Linked DNA regions of Homo sapiens: all the other regions are linked to region 3. A link is a loop called in an ENCODE intact Hi-C map of the cell type or tissue named here. Cell type or tissue: Caco-2. All regions are shown on one strand. Region 1 holds the start of ADIPOR1 (adiponectin receptor 1). Region 2 has its middle 7.3 kb from the start of TMEM183A. Region 3 has its middle 29 kb from the start of RABIF. Region 4 overlaps KDM5B (lysine demethylase 5B).

Region 1 (8,000 bases), 97 kb after region 3:
AGCAGCTTTACTAAAAAATACTTTATATCGCAAGCAAAAAAAAAAAAACCAAAAAACAACTTTATATCACAAGCAAAAAACATAAATATTTTTGGGCATCTTAGATAAATCTGAAAAGAGGGGCACACTTAGCTTGTTACTTACTAAGTTACTGTTGGAAGTAACTTAGATCAGGCTACCAGGGCAGAAACAAAACAAAACAAAACAAAATTCTGGTTCTGAGATGCAATACATGGATCATAAAATAATAAATATACTTTATTTTAGTTAGAACCCATTTCAAAATGAATGAATGAATGGGGCAGATTCCAGCTTGCCAGCATATGACTTAGCTTCTAGCCACTTAGATAAGGGCTTATGTGCATTTTCTTGTGCTTGTGGTGGCTTCTCTTATCCCTTTCCCCAGAGTAAGTCAACACATTCATTGAATATTTAGCAAGTGTATTTAGGACTAGCACCCTAAGGCATTCTAAGACACTGTGCAAAATACAAGACACTGTGCAAAATACAAGTTGAACAAGTTATAGTATTGTTTTCAAAGAGCCAGATAACATAGGTAGTTTGTGATATGCACAAAAATAAGTGATACAATTTGATTGCTCCAGGAGGGCAGTGGAGGGAGAGAACCCCTCAACTAGAATGGTCACACACTAAATTTAGTAACTTTGAGTGCTATGTAACTATTTTACTAGAGGCAATGAGAATAATATAGAGAAAATTTAAGTTGGGCAATTAGGGTCCAAAGATCATGTGCAGAATCCAGATTGGCATTCTTACTAATTTCATCATTTGATCTGAAAAGTTTTTATGCCCTCAAGTCTTCTGGCTATCATCAAAGTCTTTTCCTTTTTCAGTCCAAATCATTTACTATTAGTTCTTCCGATTCCCTCTAGCTCCTCTATCACTAGCTCCTATACCACCTCTCTACATCTTCTAGACCCAGAGTCACCAAAACCTGAGACCCCAGTTAACTCACAAACCAGCCATCAGCTACAACTCATCATACAAAATATATCATCATGCATTAAAGTACATACAATGGAGGTCAATGGAGATCATGTCATCATAGTGAGCAAAGTCCATTGTCCAGTTTGGTCTTCTAAACTGTAGTAACACAGAGACAGGAAAGGGAGAGATAGGGATCGGACGTCTGGCAAGAAAGAAGAGCAAATAATACTAGGATCTGAAAATACCACTTCTATGGGGTGGATCACTCACAAACAATGGAGAATTACAAGTGTGTTTTAGTCTATGGTGTAAAATCAGAACAAACCCCTAAGGTGTTAGAACGATCCTAGGTGAGCCAACCTTCTGCCAGCTTTCTATGTCCTTACGTATTTTAGAGGAAATGCCTTTCCCCTCAAGCTTGCCACACCCAATACTGCAAATTATATTTGAGCCAAACTCGACTGAGTGCATTTTTGATGAGATTTCTTCAACTCAAGCTAATAAACCTTTACCACTAAGCTTTCCAACTGGGTAAACCTAGGATATTAGAGAGTAAAGCTGTGGAGCAGGGAGGTTGTTTGTACTCCTATAAATAAGATAATCCTGTGCCAAACATGGGGAAAAGATTGATTTTTAATCACCAGCCAGTTAGCTGGAGAGTTATTTCACTTATAGTTTTTGGAGACATTTATATTGTGAACCAATTCCCAAGTTTTCCAGGCTACGGCACACCTTTCCTGGAGGCAAAGACACAAAGTTTCTAAGAGTTTAGTTCCTGGGCCTTTAGAGAGTCTATGGGTAGCCTCTATCCATACCTAGCTTGATTCTTGTCCTAAAGCAAGACCAGTCTAGCAGTATAGATAAAGAATACAGCCATTTTTCCCCTATCTACTGTCTCTTAGGCAGGATAATTTCACAGCTTTGTTGGAGAAATATGAATCAAAGCAAAGGCACATGTTTGAAATCACCGAACTACAGTATATAGGGCCTCAGCTCTCCTACTCGATGCCAAGCGTCCCAGACTCTGAAGTGGAAAAACAGTCTGACTTCCTTTGTAGCTCTTCCCCAACAGAAGTCTTTTTTTTTTTTTAAAAGGGTCTTGCTCTGTCATTCAGGCTGGAGTGCAGTGGTGTGATCTCAGCTCACTGTAGCCTCAATGTGCCAGACTCAAGCGATCCTCCCACCTTAGCTTCCCAAGTCTTAGTAACCGGGACTACAGGCATGTGCCACCATGCCCAGCTAATTTTATTTTTTTGTAGAGACAAGGTCTCACTATGTTGCCCAGCCTTGGCATCCCAAAGTGCTGGGATTACAGGTATGAGCCACTGTGCCTGGCTGAAGAGGTGTTTTTGAGCCCTGACAGACAGGCAAACTTTGCTAATGTCATGACAAAAAAAAAAGTGAACAGTATACAGGCATATGAAGGATTTTAATGCCAGCCCATTTTTTCTTTTTGGAGTCAGGGTCTTGCTCCCAAGTTCAGCCAGTTCCAGGCCCAGGCTAGAGTGTGTGGCACGATCATAGCTTACTGCAGCCTATACTCCTGGACTCAAGCAATTCTCCTGCATCAGCCTCCCAAAGTGCTGGGATTACAGGTGTGAGCCACCGTGCCCAGCCAATGCCAGCCCCCACTTTTATTTTTGGAGACAAGGGCCTTGCTCTATCCCCCAGGGTGGAGTGCAGTGGCATGATCTGCTCACTGCAACCTCCGCCTTCCAGGTTCAAGCAATTCTCTTGCCTCAGCCTCCCAAGTAGCTGGGATTACAGGCACCTGCCACCACATCCGGATAATTTTTGTATTTTTAGTAGAGACAGGGTTTTGCCATGTTGACCAGGTTGGTCTCGAACTCCTGACCTCAGGTGATCCACTCGCCTCAGCCTCCCAAAGTGTTGGGATTAGAGGCATGAGCCACTGTGCCCGGCCTATGCCCCCAACATTTCTGAGCAGGAAAATGGGAATCAACTTTTAGCATGGTGAGAGGAACAAAATCCAGGAGGTGACATTAGGGACAAATGGACATAACAACGTTGATGAGTACTGGTCCAAGAAAAAAAACTCACCATAATTCACAAAGCGTCTAGATATAAAGACGACTGCTTATCTTACCTGTGTGATAATAAGTAGATGGGACAGGATAATGTAGCAGGAGTGTTAAAGGGTTTCAGTTTGGCTTTGTATTAGAAGTCAAAGGAAATTTCCTATGGGAATAGAGAACAAATACACTGGCCTAGAAAGAAGGGCAATTTCTAACCTTCATTAATCTGAGAATACCGATTGATTACTTACAATACGCATGGTGTTGTGGCCACAGAGACAAGGCAAAGAGGAGTCAGAGGGTTGAAATGGTTGTTGGCCTCTAAATGGGGGAAATAACTTTCCTAATATCACTACAAGGCTTAGTGCCATTATGTGCAGGAGGAATTCAAAAGAAAAGTGCAACTTTAGTTGAAGTGATCAGAAAAAGTTTTGTGGAAGATTTTATGACAGGAGATTGATAGATAGAGATGGAAACAGGGCATTCCAGGAGGGTATATGGTGTGAACATGCCATGAAAGAACACAGTCCCCAGGGCAGTAAACAATTCATTTTTCCATAGAGTCCTGGAAAGGTAAAATGAGGCCAGACTTAAAAAACTGAAAATAGCCTAAAAGCCTACTTAAGGTGGTGTACTTTATAAATCAGCAATGGGGATCAGTGGATTAATGTTGCTCCCTGTTATTTTTCTGAGATTCTCTCCTACCTGCAGGCAAAGTCTTGACCATTGAGAATAGAAAGCTTTCAGTTTCTACTCTACAATTAGGTATAGTTTTGCGGAGGTCTACCATAACATGGGCCTTCACAGGTAACATCAGTTTTTATGACTGATTTCCCAAGTGCAAATCACAATATGGGTACATAAAAGTTATTCCTGGAGTAAATACATTTAGTAGCTGCAAGCCGGTACCCTGACATTGCAATCTGTTTAGCACCACCCTAAATTCCTGGCAGTATACAGATAGTATACAACCTCAGGAACCGAAGTTGCACCATCGTAGCCTACCCAACTACTAGGAAAAGAGAAAAGCAGTGAACCGACCCCACTATTACTTCATTTCAGAAAAGAACCAGCCATTACAATCATTTGTTTTGTAGATGGCAGCCTATGTATTCTCCGCTGTATTTTCTAGCCCGTCTTCTGAATCACTTGAGGGAAGTACTATGGTTAATCTAGTAAAGTACCATGGCCTCCTAGCGCTCCTTTGACATCTGAAACGGTGTAAACTGAAATTGGCCTTGTCAGTTTCCCATTCTCCCAAAGAGCACCAGAAACTGAGGGAAAAAAAACACTTATCTATTTTCTTAAAAATCGAAGGCTTGAAGACCAAAATTCTCAAACAGAAGATAGAATACATCAATCCTAGATACCTAAGGTAATGAAATTTCATTTTCCCCCAAAGTACCTTCGATTCTGCCCCGCATTTCAGCCTTCAGGATTACCTTAACCCTGCAGAGCGATCACCAACCTCCCTTCCCACCCCATCAAAGTGAGGGCACTGTCAGGACTTGACCTGCCAAAGATTGTTGGTGGAGGAACCTTAGGGCTTCCTGGCAACCCAATGCGGCTGTTCCCCGCTGAGAGGCGGTTCGCGACCTAGGCCCGCAGCCCTCCCTCCCCACGCGCGGCGGCCTCGGGGCCAGGCTTAACTCTGGCTCTCTGGTCCCGATCTGGGGAACCCATGCATCTCCACCCCGTGGGGCTAAAGGCGCAGCACTCACAGGACTGCCGGGAGTCGGGGGACAGCCGGGGACGAGCGCCCACCGCACCTAGGCCGCCTCGGAGGCGGCGCGCAGTGGGAGGGGCCGGAAATGTTTACAACCTGACCGGCTGGATGCCTGGAGGCCAGGCGGCTCCTTGGCTGGGGCCCGAGCCCCCTGGCAAGTCGGAGCGGGTTCCCCCAACAGCTGTCTCCTCCGCAGGCCTGGGTCGGGGCCCCCGGGGTCCCCGCGCTCCCGCCGAGTCCCTGCCCACCGCGCAGCCCCTGGGAGACTTACAGCCGGGCAGGCGGGCTCTGCTGGGGGCCGCGGTCCCCCGCGCTACATCCCGCGGCGCTGGAGGCGGCCTGCGGCCGAGCGGCCCCGATCTTCAGCGCCCTCCCCGCGCCGGAAGGGGCGCGCGACCTCCCGCGTCACCTCCGCAGCCGCGTCACCTCCTCGCGGGCTCTGCCTGGGCCCTCCAATCCTAGGCCCTCTCGCGGAGTCCCAATCACAGGCCCGCGCCCGCCGGCCACACCTCCCGCCCCGGGCCCCGCCCTGCTGCCCCGCCTTCCCTGCCGCCTGCCCACCTCCCCGCCGCAGCCAGGTAACCTCCACCCGCCCCGGGGTAGAGGACGTTCGTCGGATTCTACACTCCACCTCGTTATCGCAGCCTGAAGTGCGTGATGGAGAAGAAATTTCAGAGAATGAGACAGAACGTCGGGAGGGAATGCTGAATTTTCTACCATACACCTTATCTCATCTCCTCTGTCCCCAAGGCTAGTCGTTTCACCTCTGAAACACTTCTTAATCTCTTCTTCAACCGCATGGTCCTTCCTTCCCTTCCACAAACTATTTATTGAGCCCCTACCATGTGCCAGGCCCTGGGCTAGACCTCAGTCTGCCTCCTGTTATTTTCTTATCAGAGAGCAGAATTGTTTCTAACTACTCTTGCTGGTGAACCCGTGCCCCAGTTCCTGCTCCCACAGGCACCTAGAGTGCAGATCGCGAGACAACATAGGGTAGTGCAGCCCTTGTCTGAACCACACAACACAGAAGGGGATTTCAGGGTCTGGCCATTTTCTCATTTCTCCCAAGAATGAAATAGTATTATTTTATTCCCACTTTTCAGATGAGGTAACTATCATTTGGAGGGGTTCACTAATATGCTCAAGGTCACAGACTGGCCAGGGACAGAAGCTTGGCTCTATGTGACTCTAGAGCCCCATGCTCTGGAGCCCCAGATACAGCAATACACAGTTGCTGAAAAGCAGAAAAGCAATGTCAATCTTCCTCTTGTGAGCAAACCTTTAACTCACAGGATTATCATAAGGATTAAACTATCTGATGTAGATAGAGTACTTGGCACAGTACCTCAATATGGCTGTTAACTCAAAAAAATTTTTAATTTTTCTTTTTTAGGGACAGGTTCTTACTGTCACCTAGGCTGGAATGCAGTGGTGCAATCATATCATAGCTCACTGTGCAACTAGTGCCATTCTAGAGGCAGAGAAAGTGACTCATTGTAATCTGATATAGGTGCTTCAGGGACGTGGGGTTAATTCTCTTGGTCCTAGTTAAAAGCATGGGCTCTGGAGTCACATAGAGCCAAGCTTCTGTCCCAGGCCAGTCTATGATCTTGAGCACATTACTGAACCCCTCCAAATGATAATTACCTCATCTGAAAAGTGGGAATAAAATAATACTATTTCATTGGGTCTTTGTCAGGATTGAGTGAGATAATTCATGCAGGCTCTTATTATGAGGCCTAGCCAATGGTAAGTGCTTTATAAATGTTAGCTATTACCGTGTTGCCATTTGTATAAAACCCTCAGAAACTTTTCACTGTCCACAGGATTGAGTCCAGGTTTCTTCAGCATAGTGTTTCGAGGCTCTTTGCGAGCTGGCTCTAACTTCTAAGGCCTCATCATTCTCCATTTTCCCTCTGGCATGTTGGGCCTTGGTGAACTAGTTCTCTGAAGTGAACTTCTCTTTCATTCCTCCAGGCTGTTGCACATGCTGATCCTTCTGTTGGACTGCCCTTCTCATTGTCTGCTGCAAGATGCCAGCAGTTTACAATGCCCACTTCTAGGTTTGACTTTGGCCTCAGACAATCCTAAATTCACATTTAGGCTCTGTCAGCCACTGACCAGCTGTATGACCTTTGGTAAATTATTAATCTTCAGCTCACATGATTATCATAAGGATTAAATTATGTGATGTAGATCGAGTACTTAGCACAGTACTTGGTACATGGCTGTTAACTCAAAACCATTTTTGTTTGTATTTTTAGGGACAGGCTCTCAATCTGTCACCTAGGCTGGAGTACAGTGGTGTGATCATAAGATCATAGCTCACTGCAGCCTCGAACTCCTGGGCTTCACGGGATCCTCTCAACTCAGCCTCCCAAGTAGCTGGGCTACAGATTCGTGCCACCATGCCCAGTTAATTTTTTATTTTTGTAGAGATAGGGTCTCACTATGTTGCCCAGGCTGTCAAAAATGTTACCTCTCTTTCCCCCCTTCCTCCCTTTCTGAATCTTTCTCAACCTCTTCCCAGCTGCACTTTGTATGTACCTCTGCTATGGTATTAGTCACACTGTTATAATTATTTGTCACTTGTTGGCCGGGCGCAGTGGCTCACGCCTGTAATCCCAGCACTTTGGGAGGCTGAGGCGGGCGGATCACGAGGTCAGGAGATCGAGACCATCCTGGCTAACACGGTGAAACCCCATCTCTACTAAAAATACAAAAAGTTAGCCGGGCGTGGTGGCGGGCGCCTGTAGTCCCAGCTACTCGGGAGGCTGAGGCAGGAGAATGGTGTGAACCCAGGAGGCGGAGCTTGCAGTGAGCCGAGATTGCGCCACTGTACTCCAGCCTGGGTGACGGAGCGAGCCTCCGTCTCAAAAAAAAAAAAAAAAATGTCATTTGTCTGTCTTAGACTGTGAGTTCTTTGGGGGTCTAAGACCAGTGTTGGTCACACTTTTATCCTCAGGGCCTCGCATAGTGCTTGGCACATGCCAGATCCTTAATAAACATTTGTATGTTGAGTGGATGAGACAAAAACCCATGCAAGACAAGGAATGGTGATCTTCCACGCAGGAAATTCTCTTTACAAGCCTGCTTCACTATCTGAGCCCAACGTTCCTAAGCAAGATTTTCCTTCCTGGAGGTGAGGTGGCTGAGACTGTGTTACAGAGCCCAGTGCCATACACATATTAGCTGATCAAGAAATGTTGGATGGAACACCACCAACAGAATTTACTGAAGGTTCTGCCCTGGGGAGGAGTGAATTCTGAGGGTCCCACAAATCTTTCTCT
Region 2 (8,000 bases), 140 kb after region 3:
GAATTCACAGTGAACGTCATACTGAATAGTAAAAGACTAAAAACTTTTCCTGTAAGATCAGGTACAAGGCAAGGATGCCCGCTTTTGCCACTTCTACTCAACATAGTACTGGAAATTCTAGCCAGAGCAATTAGGCACAAAGAAAGACAGAAAAAAAATCCAAATTTGAGAAGAAGAGCAAAATTTTCTCTGTTTGAAGATGATATGATCTTATATGTACAAAGTCCTAAAGATTCTACCAAAAAAACCTGTTAGAACTATTAAACTAATTCAGCAAATTAGCAGGATACAAAATCAACACAAAAACATCAGTTGAATTTCTATGAAGTAATAAACAGAATAAACACTCTGAAAATGAAATTAATGAAAAAGAAATCTATTTCTAATACCATCAAAGAGAACAAAGTCCTTAGGAATTCACTTAGCCAAGGATGTGACTTGTACAATGAAAACTACAAAATATTGCCAAAGAAATTAAAGAAAGCATAAATAAATGGAAAGCCATCCTATGTTCATTGATTGGAACACTTAATATTGTTAAGATGTTAATACTTTCAAAGTCATCTACAGATTCAATGCAATACCCATCAAAATCCCAATGATGTCTTTTGCAGAAATAGAAAAATCCTTCCTAAAATTCATATGGAATTTGCCTTGAGTAGGCAAAACAGTCTTGAAAAAGAAGAGCAAAGTTGGAGGACTCACACTTCCTTATTTCAAAACTCACTACAAAGCTACAGTAATCAAAACGTGTGGTATTGGCATAAAGGAAGACATATAGACTAATGGAATGGAAAAGAAAGCCCAGAAATAAACTCTAACATACAGTCAAATGATTTTTGATAAGGGAGCCAAGACCATTCAATGGGAAAAGGACAGTCTTTTCAACAAATGGTGCTCTGAAAGCTGGATATGCACACAACATAAGAATGAAGTTGGATCCTTACCTTACATCACATACAAAAATTAAATTGATATGGATGAAAGACAAACTTGAGAGCTAAAACTATAAAACTCTTAGAAGAAAACATAGGCAAAAGCTTCACAGTATTGGATTTGGCAATGAATTTTTGGATATGACACCAAGGGGACTGGCAACAAAAGAAAGAATAGACAATTTAGACTTTATGAAAATTAAAAGCTTTTGTGCATCAAAAACACTATCAACAGAGTAAAACGGCAACCCACAAAGTTGGAAAAAATATTTGAAAATCCTACATCTTTTTTTTTTTTTTTTGAGACAGGATCTTTCTGTGCCACCCAGGCTGAAGTGCAGTGGCACAATCACAGCTCACTGCAGCCTCAACCTACCGGGCTCAAGTAATCCTCACCTCAGCCTCCAGAGTAGCTGGGACCACAGGTCTGCACCACCACATCTGGTTAATTTTTAAATTTTTTGTAAAGACAGGGTCTTGCTATGTTGTCCAGGCTGATCTCAAACTCCTGGGCTCAAGTAATCCTCTTGCCTCAGTCTCCCAAAGTGCTGGGATTACTGGCATGAGCCCCCACATCCAGCCCAAATCATGTATCTTATAAGGGATTAGTATCCAGTTTATATAGAGAACTCCAAACACTCAACAGCAGCAACAACAACAAAAAAACCTGATTCAAAAATGGGCAAAAGGAGTTGAATAGACATTTCTCCAAAGAAGATATATAAATGGCCAATAAGCACATGAAAAGATGCTCAATATCACTGATCATCAGGGGAGTGCAAATCAAAACCACAATGAGATTCCATCCCACACATATTAGGATGACTACTATTAAAAAGAAACAGGAAATAACAAGTGCTGGCTAGGATGAACAAAAGTTGAAATCCTTGTGCACTGTTTGTGGAAATGTAAAATGGTGCAGCTGCTGTGGAAAACTGTATGGTGGTTCCTCAAAAAATTAGAAATAGAATTGCCACATGATCCAGTAATTCCACTGCTGGATATATACCAAAAGAATTGAAAGCAGGGTCTTGAAATAATATTTGTGGACCCATATTTATAGCAGCATTATTCACATTAGCAACTCAAATGTCCCTCAACAGATGAACGGAAAAACACAATGTGGTGCATACATAAAATGGAACACTATTTAGCAAGAAAAAGAGATGAAGTTCTGATTCATACTACAGCGTGAATGAAACTTGAAAATTCCCAGAGCTCTCAGCTAATTATAGTAACTGCAAGTAGAGTGTTTATAGCTAGCATGGAACTCCATTTTTTTTTAATCCTACAGAGCTCCTATGTTACCCAGGAGAAAGGAATGGAGCAGGTATTCCCTGATAGAGGAAACAGTATAAAGATACTAAGGATTAGACTTGGGTCTGGCCCCCAAAATTGACTGGATCATGAAGTGTGGGATTATGAAGCTGAGGAAGATTGTGTTCACCCCCCAACTCATTCTGGTCTGCCCTTGGGACGTGGTACTTGATCAAACCTCTTCAGTTAATAGCAATTCCTTCTTACCTGGCCCCATTGCATACTAAGTCCTGGCCATGCCCCTTATAAGTTAGCAATCTGATTCCCAAACTTTGTTTTGTTTTGTTTTGTTTTTGTTTTTTTGAGACGAGTCTCGCTCTGTCGCCCAGGCTGGAGTGCAGTGGCGCGATCTCGGCTCACTGCAACCTCCTCCTCCCGGGTTCAAGCGATTCTCCTGCCTCAGCCTCCTGAGTAGCTGGGATTACAGGCACCCGCCACCATGCCCAGCTAATTTTTGTATTTTTAGTAGAGACGGGGTTTCACCGTGTTGGTCAGGCTGGTCTCAAACCCCTGACCTCGTGATCCACCCGCCTCGGGCTCCCAAAGTGCTGGGATTACAGGCATGAGCCACCATACCCGGCCCAAAACTTTGTAAGGCTAATAATTTGCAAAAGCAAAAACAGCATTTATCTGGACTGATGCCCATCTTAAACAGAGTGGAATAGGGAACACAGGTTATAGAAGGAGAAAAAAGAGCATTGTCACCGTGAGAGTAGCCAGAGAGATAATGAAGAGAGCTAAAAAAATGGAGTATCATCGTAAAGATGATTTCAAGAAGGATGAGATCTCATAGAAATATAAGAAAGAGAATGTAGAAAATGCAATGAAGAGGTCACTGGCTACCTTAAGAGTAGTTTCAATGGACAGGTGAATTTTGAAGCCCGAGTCTGGTGACACAAGAATTGTCTAGGTGCTGAAGAAACAAAGACAATGGGCAAAAGGTGTTCTTATTAGTCATGGTAGATAGAGGAGGGAACAGTGTTTGTCATGGAGGTTTTCAGGACAGAGTAGACTTGTGCATGTTTGTAAATTAGAGAAAGGAGCCTATAGGTGGGAAAAATATGTTCATTTCTGTAATTCCTGATGTGCAAATTTTTGTAGACTCAATTATCACGTACTGAGGCTATACTGCCCTCTTGTGGTGCAGAGTGCCCAGAAACTTTATTCTAAATTAGAAGTCTGCAAACTTGCTGTAAAGGGCCAGACGGCAAATATTTTAGACTTTGAGGATCATTCGGTCTTTGTCATTATTACGCCTTGTAGAGTGAAAGGAGCCACAGATAGCTCTTTGAGGAAGACCTGGTCCCAGCTGTACCGGAACTCTGGTCCACCCGCTCCTGCAACTGACTCGCCGCTGTTCACTCTCCAGAGGAAATCATGCCACAGACGCAGCTTTTAACAACATGAGAAAGACATCCCTGGAACCACAAGTTAATTCACTGAATTAGAATTACCCTAACCGGCCAGGCGCGGTGGCTCACGTTTGTAGTCCCAGCATTTCGGAAGGCCAAGGCAGGTGGTGGATCACTTGAGCCCATGTTCAAGACTAGCCTGGACAATATAGAGAGACTCTTTCTCTACAAAAAATACAAAATTTATTCGGGCGTGGTGGTGCGCACCTGTGGTCCCAGCTACTTGGGGGGCTGAGGTGGGAGGATCTCTTGAGCCCAGGAGGTCGAGGCTGCAGTGAGCTGATATCGCGCCACTGAACTCCAGCCTGGGCGACAGAGCGAGACCCTGTCTCTGAAAATAAAATTACCCTAACTAGCTGCAACCTGACATCCCTGGAGAAGATGTGTGCTGACTTGATCAAAAGTGCAAAGGAAAATAATCTCAAAGTGAAAGGACCATTTTAGATCCCTACCAAGATTCTAAGAATCACTAAGAGAAAAACTCCTGTGGTGAAGTTTGTTTAAGACTTGTAAGAATCCAAGATAAATCCCCATAAGAATCCACAAGCGACTCACTGACTGACACAGAACTTCTGAATTGCTAAATTGATTACTTTCATCAGTATTGAGCCAGCTGTTGAAGTCACCTCTGCACAGGATTAATCAATTTTCTTTAAGTGATTATCAGTTGGTTAAAAAAGAAAAAAAGTAGCCACAGATAATACATAAATAGGTAGGAGTATTTCAATAAAACTTTATTTACAAAAAATATGTAGGGGTCAGATTTGGCCTGCAGCCTCTGGTTTGCTGGCCCTTGATCTAAACCTGTGTTCTCAATATTTGGACGGAACATTAAAGTCATCTGGGGATTATTTTTGTTTGTTTTTAAGAGAATAACTCCTGGTCTTGAAGGATCCTCCCTCCTCAGCCTCCAGAGTAGCTGGAACTACAGGTGTGGCCCACCAGCCTGGCCCTCTAGGGATTGTTTTAAAATAATGCGAGTGCCCAGGCTACACCTCAGACTGATTGAATATGAAACTTTGGGTGTAGGGCCAGGTCACTAGTACTTTATAAAATGCCACCACCAGGGAGGGAGTCCATTGTGCAGTCATGGCTGAGAGCTACTGATTCAAATGAATATGCTTCTAGTTTTAAGTGCAGCCCACCTTTATTGAGTGCTTATTATGTGCCAGGTGCTGAGCTAAGAGCTTTCCATATATTGTATTATCTCATTTAATCCTTAAAGCAACTCTATGAATTGGGAATCATTATGAAGCTCATCTTATAGATAAGGAAACTGAATTTTTGTGAGATTAAGTAATCTGCTCCAGGTTATGTAGCTATTAAGAGAAGAACAGTGATTGAAACTGAGAACATCTGCCTCTAGAGCCTGAGCTTCCCAACGCTAGGCTACTCTATTTGTTACTATTATTTTTAACTGAAAACCACTGAGAACTATGTGAATTGAACTATTTGTATCATATACTATATTTTATTTTTAAAATTTATTTTATAAAATAGAGATGAGGTCTCACTATGTTGACCAGGCTGGTCTCAAACTCCTGGCCTCAAGCAATCCTCCTGCCTCGGCCTCCCAAAGTATTGGGATTACAGGTGTAAGCCACCACACCTGGCCATATACTATATTGTATTTTATTTTTTGCTTTTGAGACAGTCTCAGTCTGTCACCCAGGCTGGGGTGCAGTGGTGCGATCTCCTGGGCTCAAGTGATTCTCATGCCTCAGCCTCCCAAGTGGCTGGGACTACAGATGCCGGCTACAATGCCCGGCTGATTTTTGTATTTTTAGTAGAGATGGGGTTTCACCATGATGGCCAGGCCGGTCTTGAACTCCTGACCTCAGGTGATCTGCCGGCCTCGGCCTCCCAGAGTGCCAGGATTACAGGCGTGAGCCACCGCGCTCGGCATCAATATACTATATTTTAAATAAGGTGGGTAAAGTTAATCACAAGCAATTTTCCCTAGATTTAATAAATGCAATAAATGCAGTTTTTCTAGTGCCACAGCTGTTTTTTTTTTGTTTTTTTTTTTTTTTTTGAGATGGAGTCTCACTCTGTCACCAGGCTGGAGTGCAGTGGCGCGATCTTGGCTCACTGCATTCTTCTTATGAATCAGATTCTTCTCAGATCTTTTCCACAGCTTTAGCACATCATAGAAATTCATTGTTTAAGTACGCTTTCAGTTTGTTTTCTGTTACAGGTTTTCTCTTAGTTTGACTCCACGTGTACTAACTGTTACACGCATCTGTATAAGAGACCACCTGAGCAGGCTTAGTGTGAGCAACAAGGCTGTTTATTCACTTGGGTGCAAGTGGGCTGAGTCCGAGAAAGGAGTCAGCGAAGTGTGGTGGGATTATCATTGGTTCTTATAAGTTTGGGATAGGCCGTGGAGTTAGGAGCAATTTTTGTGGGCAAAGGATGGATGTTACAAAGTACATTCTCAAGGGCGGGGAGGATGTTACAAAGTACATTCACAAGGGCAGAGAGGACGCATTGTCACAAGGGCAGGGAGGAATGTTACAAAGTACGTTCACAAGGCGGAGGGGGAGACTGTATTGTCACAAGGGCGGGCAGGAGCGTTACAAAGCACATTCACAAGGATAGGGAATATCACAAAGTACATTATCACAAGGGTGGGAGAATGTCACAATGCCTTGACCATGGTGTGGCCAGCTCAGAGGAACTTACACTTAGACTACTAATATTAATCAAAGGCAAAAGTTCAGTATGACTCTTTTAATCTTAGAGGCAGTATAAGACAGTGGTTTTTATTTTTATTTCTTATTCTTATTTATTTATTTAACAGAGATGGTGTCTCACTATGGTGACCAGGCTGGTATCGAACTTCTGGCATCAAGTGATCCTCCCATCTCTACCACCCAAAGTGCTGGGAGCCACTGCACCTGGCCAAGACAGTGTTTTTTCCTGCCTCAGCCTCCCGAGTGGCTGGGACTACAGACATGTCCCAGCATGCCTGACTAATTTTTTTTTTTTCGTATTTTTAGTAGAGATGGGGTTTTACCATGTTGGCCAGGGTGGTCTCGAACTACTGACCTCAATCATCCACCTGCCTTGGCCTCCCAAAGTGAACAGTGTTTTTTTAATATATGAACTTTGGAGATAGTCTGAATTCTAACCCTGCCACTTGTATGTTAGGTACTAACTAGTCTTAGCATTTTAATAAACTGGAATGGGTTGCCTTCCTTCTGACTCTATGTATTCTGTCCTAATGCAGTAGAAGCAAAAAGGAATCAGTCACCTAAGGTGTTTTCAAATAACAACTACCACAACTTTTTCACCACTATAATAATAGCTGAGAGGCTTACTATGTGCTATTTTTAATGCTTTTTATGGGTTAATTCAATTAATTATTTCAACAACCCAGTGAAGCAGGTGTTTTTATTATCTGAAATTTACAGGCAAGGAAACTGAGGTTCAGAGAGGTTAAGTAACTTTTCCAAGGTCACACAGATAATAAATGGCAGAGGGAAGTTTTGAATGCAAGCAAGTCTGACTTCACAAGCTGCACTCTTGACTACTTTCAAAATATTGCTTTTTTATACTAAACTGCCTTCAGTAGGAAATCCCACTGTCATGTATTTATTTATTCAAACCGAAGGGATACTTTTCCAATACCTCCAAAGCAATGATTCCCAGGCTTTAGGGTTTCACAGGCTATTAAAATTTGAAAGAAAATTATGACAACCAACATAGATTTGCCATCTTTAAGTTTTCAAGATAAAGGAACCTTAAAAAGCAAACACCTCCTGTGAGCATTTACTATTAGTGCAAAATAAATAACAACCTTTTTTTTTTTTTTGAGATGGAGTCTCGCTCTGTCGCCCAGGCTGGAGTGCAGTGGTGCGATCTCGGCTCACTGCAACCTTCGCCTCCTGGGTTCAAGCTATCCTCCCAAGTAGTTGGGACTACAGTCACCCGCCACCATGCCCGGCTAATTTTTGTTTTTGTTTGTTTGTTTTTTAGTAGAAACAGGGTTTTACCATGTTGGCCAGGCTGATCTTGAACTCCTGGCCTTGTAATGCACCCTCCTCGGCCTCCCAAAGTGCTGGGAGTACAGGTGTGTGCCACCGTGCCGGGTCTAAAGGACAGTTTAATACCAAAAAAGTAGGGTGGACATAATCTAGAAATATAGCATTCGAATGCTGTATATATTTATCTGCTGTCCTTGAATTTCCCACTTTTCTGAGGAAAATATTTGAAAACAACATTTTCCTTTCACTTTCTTCCTAATAGCTAGGTTAAGCCACTTGCATTTAAACATAATAACAATTTTAGTAACTTTTACTTGTCTTCCTAGCAAGAACTTGTATCTTCTGGT
Region 3 (8,000 bases):
CTATATAACCAAACCAACAGAGATACAGAAATTCCCATCACCCCGAGAAAGTTCCTTTGTGTCCTTTTGCTTCGCCTCCATAGAGGTGAAAAAAGATCACCTGTCCAGGTGTGGTGGTTCACACCTGTAATCCCAGCACTTTGGCGTACCAAAGTGCTGGGATGGCAACACCCCATCTCTACAAAAAAATACAAAAAGTATCTGGGTGTTGTGGTGTGCACCTGTAGTCCCAGCTACTCAGGAGGCTGAGGCGGGAGGACCACTTGAACCCAGGAGGTAGAGGTTGCAGTGAGCTGTGACTGCACCACTAGTGGCATTCCAGCCTAGGCGACAGAGCAACTCTCTCAAAAAAGAAAAAAAAAAAAAAGATCACCTACAGGAGGTTTGGAGTTCCTAGGGAAAAGATGACTTGGAAAGGCAGTGTTGTGCATACGCAATGGTAGGGATGAGGAAGGACGGATGATTTGCACTCAGAGAGCCAGGCCCTCTCTGTTTTGTTGCCCTGCCCCCTAGTTACAGCAGAGTGGGAGTGGTGGTGGCATCCTGTTGAACATACAGATTACCAGGCCTCACCTCAGACTGGAACCCAGGAACCTGCAGCTTTAAAAAGTACCCCATGTGATGCTGATACAGCTGTTTCTTGGGTAAGAAAATCATCAGTCTATACCAGACACATGGTAGTGACAGTATAAAAGAAGTCTACCCCTAGGAGGTATTTTATTTTCATTCTTGAGGAAGGGAGCACAGAATCCTACTCCTCAGGTCACTTCCAAGTCCTCAGTCTCTACCGAGCAGCAGAGAGTATGTCTAGGCAATCCCCCTACAGCAACAGGGCCAAAGTCCTGGCTCACAGGCAGCCTCACTGGTGGTTCTCAATGCCTCGGATAGGGGAAGGGTGAACTGGTGAAATGGTTGAGTGCTAAACAGGAGCCCCTCCCACCTGGACAGATCTGCATAGGAGTCTAAGAACAACAAGCTGAGCTGCTGTAGAGATGGATCAAAGGTCAAAGAAGGCTTGGATCAGACAGACCTGGCAAAGCGAGGAACCATCAGGGCAGAAGCTTGAGTCCACAAACTCAAGGCAGAGCAGTTTATTCAGGCTTCCAACCCTAGATCCGTACCCAGGACAGAAAACACATATCCCCTTAAGAGAAGCTGAGTGGACTGACAGGCTGGAGGAATGATGTCAGGTACCAGCACAGGCTGTGGTTGCCTCCCAGCCAGGAAGAGGGTTAAGGATGCAACGACCTCCTGTAGGTGCCAGAGGCCTGCTCACCAGTTTTCAGATTCACTCCAGCACCAAATCGATGATCTCCTTCCCCGCAGTGTAGTGGCCACGGGCACAGTTGTTGGCAGCATCTTCCACGCCAGATATCAGCTGTTCAGGGTGGAACAGCTGCCTATAAATGTCAGTTCTTACCCCATCTTGAGGGGAAGAAAGGACAAAGGTAAGACAAGCTGGTTCATTCCCCAAGGGAACGCCAGACACCAGAACCTTTGCTGCTAAGCCTCCCCAGGTACAACTGCTCAACAGAGTGATGATGCACGGCATCTTCTTTTTCTTTTCTTTCTTTTTTTTTTTTTGAGACAGAGTTTCACTCTTGTTGCCCAGGCTGGAGTGCAATCACGCGATCTTGGCTCACCACAGCCTCTGTCTCCCGGGTTCAAGCGATTCTCCTGCCTCAGCCTCCCGACCAGAGACCCACTTCTAAGGCCAGGTCCTGCCTGGGCTTGAGACGGGGAGAGCAGGTGGCACCTTCAGTGGTCCCTTCCCTCTACAGCGACTTCATTGTGCTAGGTGAGGAATCAGAGTGGTGTTAAGGAGAATCTCACTTCACTTTCGAATAGGGTAAGAATACAGACTAATGTAAATTTTCACCATGGAAAAAGAAAAGAAAAAAAAAAGAATACAGACTAATGAAGAAACCCAGTGCACCATTTAACATCTAAAATAACAGCTTTAAAAAATGGAGGAGGGGTAGAATTGTCACGATTAGAAAACAGAGGAGATCCAGATGCAGAAGGGAGGAAGCAGGAAAGCCTCCGGAAGCCAGCAACAGCCAAGTTCACATAGGCCCACATCCTACGTGGGGGGGGCCTATTTCAGTTAAGGCTAAGCAGGAGGCCAGTATGAATGTTCTTGGCTCCCTGCTTCTTACGCAATGGGCCACCCTCAAGAGTCTGAGGACAGGGAAAAGCAAGTTTTAAATTTCTGCTTTTACATCTGCTCCTTTCTGCAGTCTGCGTTCTAGGCCTGATCCCTGACTCCTATCTGGCAGTTTCCTGGCAGAGTTGTGCGAATGATCTTCCTCTCAATATAGGAAGCCCCCAGGACCTCTTCTGAGGACAGAGTCTAGACAAAAGCAATAGACTTCAGACTTCAATGCTGTTCATGGCAGGGGACTGCTTCCATCTCAAGTATTTTCCCCTTAAGCAGAGCTCCCATCTGACATTGGCGCTAGCAAAAACTATGGCCTGGGGGAAGGAGCCCCCACTCCTCCGTCCACTCACCTATGACAGCAGGCTCCAGGTCCACAGACAGCCCAGGACACATGCCTGCCAGGCTGGGTCTCCCTGAAGAAGGTGTTGAAGGAGTTATCACTGCTCCCCAGGGCCTTGTGGCTGGGCATGGTGCCACTGGGCTGGATGTCGTGCTCCAGGCAGTACAGCTCCCAGCAGGCATTGCCCATCTGCACTCCGGCCTGGCCCACATGGATGGAGATGCACTCACACTGTGAGGGTGAGCAGAGGAATATGCCAGGGCATGAGTGGTGTGGAGTGAAAAGGTGGGGACTTGAAAAGCCTTCCCTGGGAGCACCCCTTGTCTTTCCTCCCTAAAGGCTGAAGCTTAGTGTTACCTAGTCCAAAGTTCAGACGACTGGCCGGGTGCAGTGGCTCATACCTATAATCCCAGCACTCTGGGAGGCCACGGCAGGCAGATCACCTGAGGTCAGGAGTTCGAGATCATCCTGGCCAACACAGTGAAACCCCACCTCTACTAAAAATACAAAATTAGCCGGATGTGGTGGTGGGCGCCTGTAGTCCCAGCTACTCAGGAGGCTGAGGCAGGAGAATCACTTGAACCCGGGAGGCAGAGGTTGCAGTGAGCCGAGATCACAACACTGCACTACAGCCTAGGCGAGAGAGCAAGACTCCATCTCAAAAAACAAACCAAAAAACCAAAGTCCAGAAGACTCGGTTCTCTTTCCAAGCCTTCCCATACTTTAAGCCAAACCACCTTCAGGCCCTCATTTTCCTTCATTCACTCAGAGCTTAAGAAGGTGGTTATGCCTAGGTCTCTGGGGCAGGAACTAGAGAAAGCCAAAACCAAATAGCCAAATCCCACTGCACAGTGTCCTCCCTGCTGTTTGGGGTGCCTTGGGAAAGCTCAGAGTCCTGTATTCCAAGACAGGCCCACCAAGAGCTTCTAGATTCAAGCACTGGGGCCTAGAAGAGGAGGTCTCCCATGGGCAGCAACTGTCTCCCCCACATCCCAAAAGGGCAGAAGACTAAGTTCAGACCTGTGGATCAACTGAGGAAGCAGCCTTGGAGTTAGAGCTAGCCTTCTGAAAGCTCACCCACAAACTCCCCTTTTGGGGGGACAGGCACCTACTCTAGACACCTGTCCCTGCCAACTGCAGTACAGGCAAGCTAATCCAAGTCAGTACTCCTAAATTAAGCGTCGCAGCGGAGACCAGAAGACCCACCCTACCTTTCGACTCTTTTCACTCAGGTAACTCCTATGATGGATAAACCCTTCCTCCCTTCTTCTGGTCCTTCACCCAACCCACGGTCTAGGGGGTCAATTTAAAAGGGCCGAGCACCTCCCAGATGTAGAAGGGATCTTCTAGGGTGACAGTAGGCAACAGTTTAACAGTCTTAGGAACTACCCTCTAAGACAGCCTCAGAGCCTTTAAGGGGGCTCAGAGCACAGGCAGGGATCAAGAGGTTTCCGGGGGGTACAGGGACCTCTGTGTACCCACCCCAAGTTCTCAGGCTTTTTTTTTTTTTTTTTTTTGCTTTGATTTCTTTGAGACCGAGTTTCGCTCTTGTTGCCCAGGCTAGAGTGCAATGGCGGGATTTCCGCTCAACGCAACCCCAGCCTCCCAGGTTCAAGCGATTCTCCTGCCTCAGCCTCCCGAGTAGCTGGGACTACAGGCATGCGCCACCACGGCTGGCCAATTTTGTATTTTTAGTAGAGACGGGTTTCTCCATGTTGGTCAGGCTGGTCTCGAACTCCCGACCTCAGGTGGTCCGCCCGCTTCGGCCTCCCAAAGTGCTGGGATTATAGGCGTGAGCCACCGCGCCTGGCCAGTCAAGTTCTCAGTTTTAACAGAGGGACCTCAAGTCCTTGGGCACCAAACAGGAGAAAAGTGGAGTCAAGAACATTCTTTTCAAGGCCCCAAGAGCTTACAGGAATCCCTAGTCAAGTATGGGGCCAAAGGGCGAGGACCTCTACCTCTGGCCAGAGTCGGGCGCCCAAGACAAAGACATTCAGGGGAACAGGTTTTGAACTGGAGAAACCTGTTAGAGCTTCCCAATCATCCTGGACCTTGCCTCCTGCGCGGCAATGTGATCTCAGAGGGAGGCGGGGACCGCAGCTACAAGCGGGCACCTCTTTGTCCAGGACCGCAGCGGGAGAAATACGGGGCGGGCCCTAGATCCCCTCCAGGCTCCAGAGCGCGCTCTGCCGCAGAGCCGACTCCGCTGCCCGACCTTGAGCGCAGCGCACAAACGACCCCACCATGTTCTCGCCCACGCTTTACCGCTCGCCAGCCTCCCTAGTCCCTCAGCGCTTCTGGGGCGCTCAGAACGTTTCTAGCTCGCACCGCCTCCCGTAGGGGAAGCAGGGTAGAAAAGTGGTGCCGGGACTCCTCGGGCGTCCCCGGGCTTTCTGCAGAGCCCACCTTCGCCCTGAACGCCCAAACACCCCTGGCATCCCCGCGCAGCCCACCCCACACCCTGGACTGCCGGGGCGCCCTTCCGTTTTGCGCTGCGGGCCCTTCCCACCGACCCCCCGTGCGCCCCCGGCATCCTCCCCATCGTGCGACACCCTCCCCCGCACAGCATCCTTCACCATGGTTGATCCAGTAGTTGAAGTTGGAGGGTCGCTGACTGCAGACACCATACGGGTCTCCAGCAACACCACGAATCCCAACGCGCGGTTGCTGGCGGGACCTTATAAATCCCCGGAGAGCCGCCGGTTGTGTCTCCTGGCGGGGACTCCCATTGGGTCGCAGCTGGACAGAGATCGGATCGTCCCCCGCGCGACTCTCACTGGGCCAGGCCCCCACCGAGGCCCGCCCCTCTCTCCGCTATTGGCCAGCCGCTTACGAAACAGCCCCGCCGCAGCGGTCATTGGGCAGTTGGTAAAGCCAAAGGGAGGCAGAGTCGGGCGTCCGCGTCCTCCCGGCCAGCTCGACCGTCTTCTCTATTGGGGTGAGTGCTGGGTCTACGAGGTGGAATCTTTGGGGGAAACACCCTCATTCTGTTTTAGTTTTAGGACTTTGCACCAGTGACACCGCTGACCTGATTCGAAAAGTGTGTCGGCCTTGGAGAAGGGTGCATACTTAAGTTCAGCAACCACTGCAGAAGGAAAGATGCTGTGATGAGAACCGACTGCTGGGAGTTTCCAGAGCGGGACAAAATGCGGCTGGGGTGGGTAGGATAGGCAAACAGGCATGGGAAAGGACATTGCAGGCGCCGGTAGTTGACGTTTACTTCCCTTTTGACCGGAGCAACTGCTCAGGTTCAGGTGACTCGGGTTCCTGCAAGAGCAAGGGGTCCGGGCTGGCCAAAGCAGACTGAGGAGGGCCTGTAGGGTGGAGGTGAAAAGGAGGCGTGGGGCCTTCAATGCTAGGCTGGAGAGCTTGCATATAATTTCCCTGGCATATAATTTCAAACCATCGAGGGGTTTTGAGCAGAGGAGTGATGTGATCACTGCAGCATTCTGAGCAGTACTTAGATGTTACTTGTGCATTATTTTTTTCCAGTGGTGGTTTCATATTGTTCCATGCTAAAGAGCATTCACATACTTTTCCCTTTTTCCAAACTTTTCCTTAGCTGAGACGTTTTACTTCGAAATATCTAAGTGTAACAAATTAGCTCCTTTCTTTTTGGGAGGGTTAATTGGTGTTTGGTTTATCAAATGATTGGCCACCCCGCCCAGTGATTACCCTTAGTATTTGTGAGGCACATTCCGGAGGAACCCAAAGCATCGCCATCTCCTCTTCATCCCCACTTCCCAGTGGACAGGTGATTGCATCCAGTTTGTATAGAATCAGGCTTGGAGACTTGAATTACCTGAGGAAAATCTGCAGCTGATATGACTTTCTGCTGATAGAACTCAGGAAGACCCTGTCACTGGCCATTGTGACATCAGACCAGCTGTCCCCTGGATGCCTGCACCCATTTTTACACAAGACTCTAGCCATGTCATTCAAAACTTTCCTGAAATGTTTTGAAACGAAATGCTTGGTCAGGTGACTCAAGAAGGTTTAAGTCCAGAGTGCAGAGGTTAACTTCAAAGTCTGTAAAGTATTCTTTGGTCTCAATCCTTGTTAATGGGCTTCATGAGGCTGCCAGCTCTAAAGTAGACGCCTCTGGTTAGGGGATAAGGTGAGAGAATGTGGGCAAACATCCAAATAAGTGCTTTGAAACCTCATGTATATAGAGTTAAGACACGGCTATTCATTGGCTGTCACTACCCCTAGCAAAACAACTCAAATGTTGCATTTGAGTTGTTGCCTTCGACTGAAGGCAGGCCTATCAATGATTAAAATAAAGCTACCTAGTAATAAACTCAAAACATCATAAACTCAACACTATCATCTCTTGCTTGCCTCACCTCATGAAGCACTCATTCCACCTGCTGGTAGAGTCAGCCAGTTAAAAATGTCTTTCCATTCCTGAGTTGACTCTAACCCAGGGATTATAAATACATTTGAAACAGTGACATTCAGTGTTATTTATGGAAGCTGCACAATCCCCCATCCCCGCCATTGGCAGTGCACTTCTTTACATCAAACTGATGAAAACTAATCCTCTTATAAGCTGTTTGGAGTTATTTCTATTATCCAGACTGCCTTCTATCTTAGAGTTTTATTTCTAACTTTTCCTCCTCCTCTACTCTATATCACCCTACTTAACTCCTTTGCCATTACAGGCACACCATTTTCACATACCTCTTCAGGAATTTAAAATATTCCAAAATTCAAAGAGTCTCATTGTTGCTGGAAAAAGGGGTCCAATCCAGACCCCAAGAGAGGGTTCTTGGATCTCACGCAGGAAGGAATTCAAGGCGAGTCACAGAGTGCACAGTAAGAGGTAGTTTATTGAAAGCTACTCAGTTACAGAGTAAGGTGTCCTTAGAAAGCAAGAGGAGGAACGTGCCATCCCTGTTTTAAACTCTTCTTATGTAGGGGTCTTAACCATGTTAAAGCTAAGTTATGTCTACATGCTGGTGGGCTGACAGCATGACAATTTAGGAGTTTGTTGATTGAAAGAAAGTTATCCTTGGCATTTGAGTGTGTAAGTACCTCAAAGCATGATTATAACTATCTTAAAACCATATATTATTACTCAATGTCAGGACATCTGGACATTCTGCTGTCATAGGAGTTTGTCCTCGCAGGCATTACTAAACTGCTCCCTTAGCCAAAACATCTTATGGCCACGGGTGGTGACTGGCAAGGAATATGCCTTGCTGGTTTTAGATGGAGTTGTTTTTTTTTTTTTTTTTGAGACAGAGTCTCGCTCTGTCACCCAGGCTGGAGTGCAGTGGCGTGATCTCGGCTCACTGCAAGCTCCGCCTCCCGGGTTCACGCCATTCTCCTGCCTCAGCCTCCTGAGCAGCTGAGACTACAGGCGCCCGCCACCACACCCAGAGAATTTTTTGTATTTTTAGTGGGGACGGGGTTTCACTGTGTTAGCCAGGATGGTCTTGATCTCCTGACCTCGTGATCCGCCCGCCTCAGCCTCCCAAAGTGCTGGGATTATAG
Region 4 (8,000 bases), 110 kb before region 3:
AAAGCAATTTAATGAAGAAAAGATAGTCTTTTCAAGAAATGCTGCTGGAAGAACTAGATATCCACATGCAAAAAAATGAACCTTGACTCATATTTTTGAAAAACAAAAATTACTTGAAATAGATGAAAGACCTAAATGTAAAACTTCAAACTATGAAATTCTAGATGACTTTGTAGGAGAAAATCTTTGTAACTTTGGATTAGGCAAGATTTATTAAATAGGAAACCAAAAAAACATGATTCACACAAGAAAATAATTAACAAACTGGACTTCATCAAAATGAAAAACTCCTGCTTGCTGAAAGACACTGGTAGGAAAATCAAAGACAAGCCACAGACTGGGAGAAAACATTAGCAAAACACCTATCTGATTTAAAAAAAAAAAAACTGGTATGCAGAATACATAAAGAATTATTACAAAAACCAAATGTTTTAAAAAAATAAAGGGCAAGCCGGGTGTGGTGGCTCACGCCTGTAATCCCAGCACATTGGGAGGTTGAGTTGGGTGGATAGCTTGAACCCAGGAGTTTGAGACCAGCCTGGGCAACATAGTGAGACCCTGTTTCTACAAAACATTTTTTTTAAAGGGGCAAGACATTTGAACAGCTACTTCAAAGAGACATATGTACATGTGGCAAATAAGATAGTGAATAAAAATTAAAACCACGAGATACTACTATACATCTATTACAATGGCCTCAAAGAAAATAGGCTTTAAAAAGACTGCTTAAAATGATATTAAAGTGCGTAAAAATTTTACTAAATAATACCCAATGACAACATGCAGTTGGATTTCCATAAGCCTTACCAATTTACGGACAGTTTCTCTTAAAGCTTTCTCATCCTCAATCATAATGGCCATGTCTTTCTGAACAGTTGAAGCCACTACAACATCTAATACATCAGCCTTGGAAGCCATCTTGCAGATCATCTCATCGTGGGAAAACACACAATATCGATGAAGCAAGCGATAATGCTCCACACACTGTCGGCCTAATGGCAGCTGTATCAAAACACGGAAAGAAAAAAATAACATTCATCTTTCTTCTATTTCCAAACACCTCTGACCCATTATTATCAAATTACCAAACATCACACTATGGGTCTTAACACGTATCATTTACCAACCCTAAAACCAGACTCTGGGCCAGGTAGATGGCTCACACCTGTAATTCCAACACTTTGGGAGGCCAAGCCTTGCTTGAGTCTAAGAATTGGAGACCAGCCTGTGCAGTATGGTGAAATCCCATCTCTACAAACAAATATAAACATTAGTCGGGTGTGGCGGTGCACGCCTGTAGTCCCATCTACTCTGGAGGCTGATGTGGAAGGATTGCTTGAGCCTGGGAGGTCGAGGCTGCAATGAGCCATGATTGCACCACTGCACTCCAGCCTGGGTGACAGAGCGAGACTGTCTCGAAAAAATTTAAAAAACAAACAAAACACCAGACTCATAAAATTCCTAGCCTAGGCCCTATTTATCTTTGCATCCCAAAGATCTGTAATCTTACATATCTTAATTAAAAAGTGGTTAAAAAAAAAAAAAAGACCCAGCATATTAACAATGTATGAGTATCTACAACAATGTAGAATCTAATTAGAAGTATGACCTTATATATTTCCTGAAATAATTGTGCTGAACTGGTATGATCAACCTACTTCAGGGAATAATACTCTGAAAAACTACTTAATGGGAAATAAGTATAGATATAGCAAGTGCCATTATAACAAAGTTATAATTCATTAGCTTTAACACCACTTAATCTAGAACTTTTTAGGTAAATGAAAAGTATTAATACAAATATAAAAATTAAACTTTACAACTAATGAAACCAAATGTGTCCTTAAATTGCTGTACTGCAGATAATGTAAGCTAGTACTATACAAAGCCTTTAGACTGGAATTATTTATCAGTTTGCAATGAGATACTGAGCTTCAGCCAGAATGTAAATCAATAGACTCCATTCTTCATCAACAAAGTCTTGCTACAAAAGAAAAAACATCAGCTGAACTAAGCAGTATGCTTAGGTAATTCATGCTTGATTTACACTGTGGTACAAGTGCTTTATCTCATTGTGGACTGGTAAACAATTTGCAGACTGACCAGCTGAGCAGTAATGGGTCAAGGCAACTATCCATGTGACATTTATTTATTTTTTTGAGACAGAGTTTCAGTCTGTTGCCCAGGCTGGAGTGCAATGGCGTGATCTTGGCTCACTGCGACCTCCACCTCCTGGGTTCAAGTGATTCTCCTGCCTCAGCCTCCCAAGTAATTGGGATTACAGGCGCCCACCGCCACGCCTAATTTTTGTATTTTTAGTAGAGATGGGGCTTCACCATGTTGGCCAGGCTGGTCTCGAACTCCTGACCTCAGGTGATCTGCCCACCTTGGCTTCCGAAAGCGCTGGGATTATAGGCATGAGCTACCGCACCCAGCCCACATGACACTTTAAAACATTATATTCCATTTCCTCAGGAAAAACAATAAATTTGAAAAGGTTAACTACATTGTAATTACATACCCAATCAACAGTGCAGAAGTTAACAGCCTCAGCAAAATTAAAACCCTGGTTAAAACCACTGTGGTAGGCTCTTGGAAATGTAATCACAAACTCCCCAGCACACTGATTAGTTCGGTAAACCTAAAGAGACAGAAATTGAAGATTTTTGAGTTTCTTAAAGAGTGACATTGTTACTAAAGACAATCTGGACACAGTCTATTAGATAATTTTCAAAAAAAGGCAGCTTTCTGAAATTGAGCCAGAAAAAACAAATTATTATAGTAGAATATCACCTAGAGATACTAATTTATGTCACAAGATGGAGCAGTATCCCAGACTACCAAAGTTGATTAGTATCTGAACACAAAACAAAAATGTGCCCATATTAAGGTTCAAGGTATAACTTTTAAAAACAGCTGCAATTAAGAATATCCTAATATATTATTATTACCCCTCAAGTAGCATCTTCTACCACCAATTAAAGCAATCCCACTCTATTTCAAGAATCTCATAACATACAGAGGTCCTCCTCATTTGGAACTCAAACTTACCTCCCATCATTCCCTTCTTCCTACCACCACCCTCACCCCAAAAGTACCTATATTGCTCTAGGCACACAAATCCTTATACTGAGCTTATTATTATATAATAATATTAGATTCCTTTTCAAGCATCTACATTTCTACACCAATGCTTACCTAGTGTACGGTCCCCCAGAACAAAAGCATCAACATCCACTAGGAGCTTGTTGGAAATGCAAATCCTGAAGCCCCACTCAGACTAACAAAATAACAGGATCAGAAATTCTAGGGGTGGAGACCAGCCATCTGTGTAGTAATACGGCCTTCAGGGTTCTGTGTAAAGACTACTACCCATCACAGGAACACCATATCTTCTACTTGGAATACTTCCTCCTTCCCTGACTCTGCCAAACATGTGATAATTTATCAGAGTTCCAGCTCCTACTACAGATGTCATCTCATTTAAGAGCCCTTTCTGATTCTCAATAGAGTTATTAGATCAGTCTCATAGTTGTCACCACTGTCAAACCACACCACCCTTGTATTATCTGTATAAACATTATCTTTTACTTCAGATAATGAATCCCTAAATGCACAAGGAGTTCATTCATCTATCTCTGTAGGTCCAGAATCTAACTCCAGAAAGTTTGCTCAATTATTAAAGAACCAGGGTCAGGTCTCAATTAAAGCAATCTACTCTTAACAAATTGGAAAAAACAGTCAACATGAGGAAAGAAAAATATTATGAGAAGAAATACCAACTATGAGGAGATGGTGAGATTGTGGTGCTTACTGGTGATTACTTTCTAAGCTATGGTCCATGCATAATTTATAATGCCTCAAATGAAAGTCCTTTCTGTTGTCTCCATTGACTAGCCTATGAACCCAAAAGCATAAACTTTAGGTCACAACAAGTTCACTTTAACACTGTAAATGTATCATTTACATTTTATTTAGCTAAGATGGACTCTTCATACATTTCAATATGGCTTCCCAAATGTCTTCAGAGTATTCTCCAAAAGGAAGCCAGTATAGTTGTGCACCATGTAACAACATTTTGGTCACAGACAGACCACATATCAATGGTGATCTGTAAGATTATAATACCATATTTTCACTGTACCTTTTCTGTTTAGATACATTTAAATACACAAATCCTTACTATTGTGTTACAGCTATCTAAGGTATTCAGTACAGTAACATGCTGTACAAATTTGTAGCCCAGCAGCAATAGCCTACACCATACAGCCTAGGTGTGTAGTTGGCTATACCATCTAGGTTTGTGTAAGTACACTCCATGAAGTTCACATGACAACAAAATCACCTAGCAACGCATTTCTCAGAACATATCCCTGTTGTTAGGTTTCCCATGACTGTATAGTTGTCACTTCATTTAGCAACCTCTAGACTTTTCAGTCAGACTGGGCACCCTAAAATACAAGCTCAAGACCTTGAAATAGATTTTCACTTATAAATACACTAAAACCAATGAATTGCAATTATTACTTGCAAAGGAAGGCTGTTTAGCAATCTAGTTATCAGCTGCAACAAATTAGTTTTTGTGGTATCTAAGGATCCAGTCCTACTGAGTAAATGTACAGTACTGCAGCAAAACAGCTGTTTCTGCTATCAAGTCATGCTATGGAAAACACAGAACTAAATCAACATCATAAAAAAGTGAATAAAAAGGAAAAAGAGAAGTGGTGAATTAAGCTTGAGTGGCAGGAGGATTAACCCAGAACATACAGGCACTTCATGAGTCATCAGGGTATTGGGGTTCATGATGGTCACAAGCTGATGGAGGAGATCCGGCTGGGACACAAAGAGTTCTGGAGCTAGTTTCTTCATTACATTTTCTAGCTGCTCAGCAGCATACCCTGGGACTCCATACCAGGTTTTTGGCTCACCCCTGGAAATAGATTATAAAAATAAATCAATCTGCAACACCAACACAAACAAAATGGGTTACCAGTTCATATTTTTCAGACTCGGCTTTGTAAGACTACGCAAAAAAGGAATCCACAAACTGACGAAATATCATTAGAAATGTGAATGTGAGCCAGGTGCTGTGGCTCACGTCTGTAATCCCAGCACTTTGGGAGACTGAGGCGGGTAGATCACGAGGTCAGGAGTTCAAGACCAGCCTGGCCAACATGGTGAAACCCCATCTCTATTAAAAATACAAAATTAGCCAGGCATGGTGGCAGGCACCTGTAATCCCAGCTACTTGGGAGGCTGAGGCAGAAGATTCACTTGACCCCAGGAGGTGGAGGATCCAGTGAGCAGAGATCACACCATTGCATTCCTGCCTGGGTGACAAGAGCAAGACTCCATCTCAAAAAAAACAAAAAAGGAATGTGATGTGAACATATGTAATGCATTTTCCCCCTTCAAGTATGAACAGAAGACTTTCCATCTGAACATCTGAAGTCCCTCTCCCCACTCTCATTTTTATCTGACTCTTTAGAAAATGCAGACACCTAGAATTTCTCTTTTGTTGTTGTTGTTTTTTTTTTGTTTTTTTTTTTTGAGACTGAGTCTTGCTGTGTTGTCCATGCTGAAGTGCAATGACGCAATCTTGGCTCACTGCAACCTCCACCTCCCAGGTTCAAGCAATTCTCCTGCCTCAGCCTCCCGAGTAGCTAGTATTACAGGCGTGCACCACCATGCCCAGCTAATTTTTGTATTTTTAGTGGACACGGGGTTTCACCATGTTGCCAGGCTGGTCTCGAACTCCTGACCTCAGGTGAACCGCCCGCCTCAGCTTAGTGCTGAGATTACAGGCGTGAGCCACCATGCCCAGCCAATATCCAGAATTTCTAAGAATATAAGGTATCGTATTCACTTCAGGATATGTTGTTATCACAGTTTCCTAAAGCAACCCACAAGGGTAAGGCAACTTTCCATTTTTCTTTTCCCTTGCCCATTCTGGCAGACGAAGTTAAATCAAACACTAGTAAGGCAATTAGCATTTCTAAGGAATTCTTATTCTTCAAAGGACTTTAAATTATCAAACAATTTATCTGTATCATCCCTGCGAGGTATGGTAAATATAATATTCATTTTACAGCTGGGAGAAACTGCCTAGGGAAGCAGAATTAATTCTATACATATATATGCCAATTCTCTTTCTTGTGGTACATCCTCAAATTCCTTGTGTGAGGATTTGAGTGAGTTACAGATTTTCAAATATTTTTATATTTAGAAGAAAAATAGAGAAGAAAACAGATGTGAAGAAATGGCTTGAAGAGTTTAAAAAGTAAAGAAGCCCAAATATCTGCACATCCCTCCCGCCTTGCCCCCTCAATGTGCACACCAAGATAAGGCTCACTCTACTGTGCATAGTGATACCTGAATTCAACACAACAAAAGAGAGGCTAGTCATTACACAGACCTGGAGGACACTGTGGTACCTACTATAATTCACGCTTCTCCCAAAGGGGTATCCAGGCTAGCACTGCCACCAAATGGGATTTTCTATAGTAAAAGTAACTTTTATTTAGAATATGCTTTTTCTATAGGTAAATACTTCTTTTTGTTTTGAGGCAGAGTTTCGCTCTGTTGCCCAGGCAGGAGTGCAATGGTGCGGTCTCTTGGCTCACTGCAACCTCTGCCTCCCAGGATCAAGTGATTCTCCTCCCTCCACCTCCCAAGTAGCTGGGATTATAGGTGCTCACCACCACACCCAGCTAATTTTCATATTTTTAGTAAAGACGGGGTTTCTCCATGTTGGCCAGGCTGGTCTCGAACTCCTGACCTCAGGTGATCCGCCCATCTTGGCCTCCCAAACTGCTGGGATTACAGGCGTGAGCCACTGCACCCGGCCTAGACAAAGACTTCCTTACTTCAGATAAAAACTACCCTTCCCCCAGAATTACGTTGTTCTTGCAAAGTAGTGTGTGTGCAATTTCAGGGAATTCATGGATGCTCTAGGAATCTTAAGAACCACTGTCTTAACTTGTCAGGATGCCTGTTCTAACAGAAGTGAAAAACCTTAGGGAAAAAAGTAGTTCAATGCTCTTCAGACACAGTTAAGACACATCTGCACTGAAAAGGAAAGTTTTCCTATCCAGCATGCATACTACTCATGGGTTCTTTTTGGAACTTCTCACCAGTGCAAGTAGTTAATTGAATAGCTCCAGTGGTCTTCAATGTGCCAACAGAATGAAGAAAAGCACATTCCCACATACAACCAAGGAAGTTTCATGCCACATATATCAGCAGTAATATGTGCAAGGACAGACTGCTCCATCACTGGCATGTTGTTCAAATTCCAGCCACTATCAAGATACTCCTAAAAATAAGAAGACAAAAGAGGATAAAGGTTTAGCTATACAATGCTAACGTTTTAGAAGGCCAGCTAAAAATATTATCCTTCAAAATAAAAAAAGAAATGTGGAAGAGGAGGGGCCACCATGCTGACCTTCTAGGATGCCCAGAGATTCGTTTTGCCCAGTTTTGAGCTTTGTATAAATGGACTCACACAGCACATACTTCTGTATCTGTCTCTTTTTAAATATATATAGAGGAACATAAGCCATGAGTCCACTTTAACAAAGTTCAAAATCAGGCAAACTAATCTATAGTGTTAGAAGTCAGGATAGTGATTATCCTGAGGGCATAGTGCTCGTCCTGAAAGAGGAAAAGTAGTGAAGGAGAGCGGGCGAAAAGGGAACTTCTGGGGTGCTGGGAATATCCTATTTCTTGTTTTAGTTAGTGCTGGTTACATGGGTGTGTTCAGCTTGTGGAAATTCATCAGTCTGTATACATATAACTATGTACTTTTCTGATCATATGTAATACTTTCAAAGAAAACTACCAAAAAAAAAAAAAAATCACACTTTCCTACCAAGATAGAAACAGAACTCTTCCTAAGAGTTCGCTAGTATGGAAAAAAATACTCAAAAATATTAAAGTTTGAAAATAAATAGACCTGGTCTCAGGCCTTCAGGTTTTCTTCAGAAGGAGAAACCAAGGTT

The links. A loop is a pair of places that touch in the nucleus more often than their neighbours do. Peaks named below come from ENCODE experiments on the same cell type or tissue, not always from the same donor. Only the 100,000 strongest peaks of a DNase experiment are listed, where the experiment ranks them.
Region 1: it touches region 3 in a loop (6-fold over the local background); 3 of 110 quality-filtered maps call a loop at or near these places.
Region 2: it touches region 3 in a loop (4-fold over the local background); 6 of 110 quality-filtered maps call a loop at or near these places.
Region 4: a loop joins it to region 3, with 3 times the contacts of the local background. A loop is called at or near these places in 24 of 110 quality-filtered maps.

What each region holds. Positions count from the first base shown.
Region 1 is chr1:202,953,204-202,961,203 of GRCh38, forward strand. ADIPOR1 (adiponectin receptor 1) reads right to left here and starts at 5,109. Exons shown (of 8, transcript NM_015999.6): 1 at 4,982-5,109. RefSeq lists silencers at 4,778-5,337, 5,638-5,687. In Caco-2, CTCF peaks have their summits at 4,961 and 5,161; DNase peaks (open chromatin) are centred at 4,808 and 5,208; H3K4me3 peaks cover 2,048 bases.
Region 2 is chr1:202,996,052-203,004,051 of GRCh38, forward strand. It overlaps the pseudogene MGAT4FP and the pseudogene RPS20P8. Among named protein-coding and RNA genes, the nearest start is that of TMEM183A, 7.3 kb to the right of the region's middle. In Caco-2, CTCF peaks have their summits at 3,405 (motif pointing left) and 3,614; no DNase peak of the experiment used is centred here.
Region 3 is chr1:202,856,371-202,864,370 of GRCh38, forward strand. It overlaps the pseudogene ACTG1P25. Among named protein-coding and RNA genes, the nearest start is that of RABIF, 29 kb to the right of the region's middle. RefSeq lists a silencer at 5,278-5,327. In Caco-2, no CTCF peak of the experiment used is centred here; DNase peaks (open chromatin) are centred at 991, 4,541, 5,271, 6,511 and 1 weaker place; H3K4me3 peaks cover 3,008 bases.
Region 4 is chr1:202,748,138-202,756,137 of GRCh38, forward strand. KDM5B (lysine demethylase 5B) reads right to left here. Exons shown (of 27, transcript NM_006618.5): 11 at 7,134-7,315; 12 at 4,768-4,930; 13 at 2,522-2,641; 14 at 808-1,002. Among named protein-coding and RNA genes, the nearest start is that of SYT2, 42 kb to the left of the region's middle. In Caco-2, no CTCF peak of the experiment used is centred here; no DNase peak of the experiment used is centred here.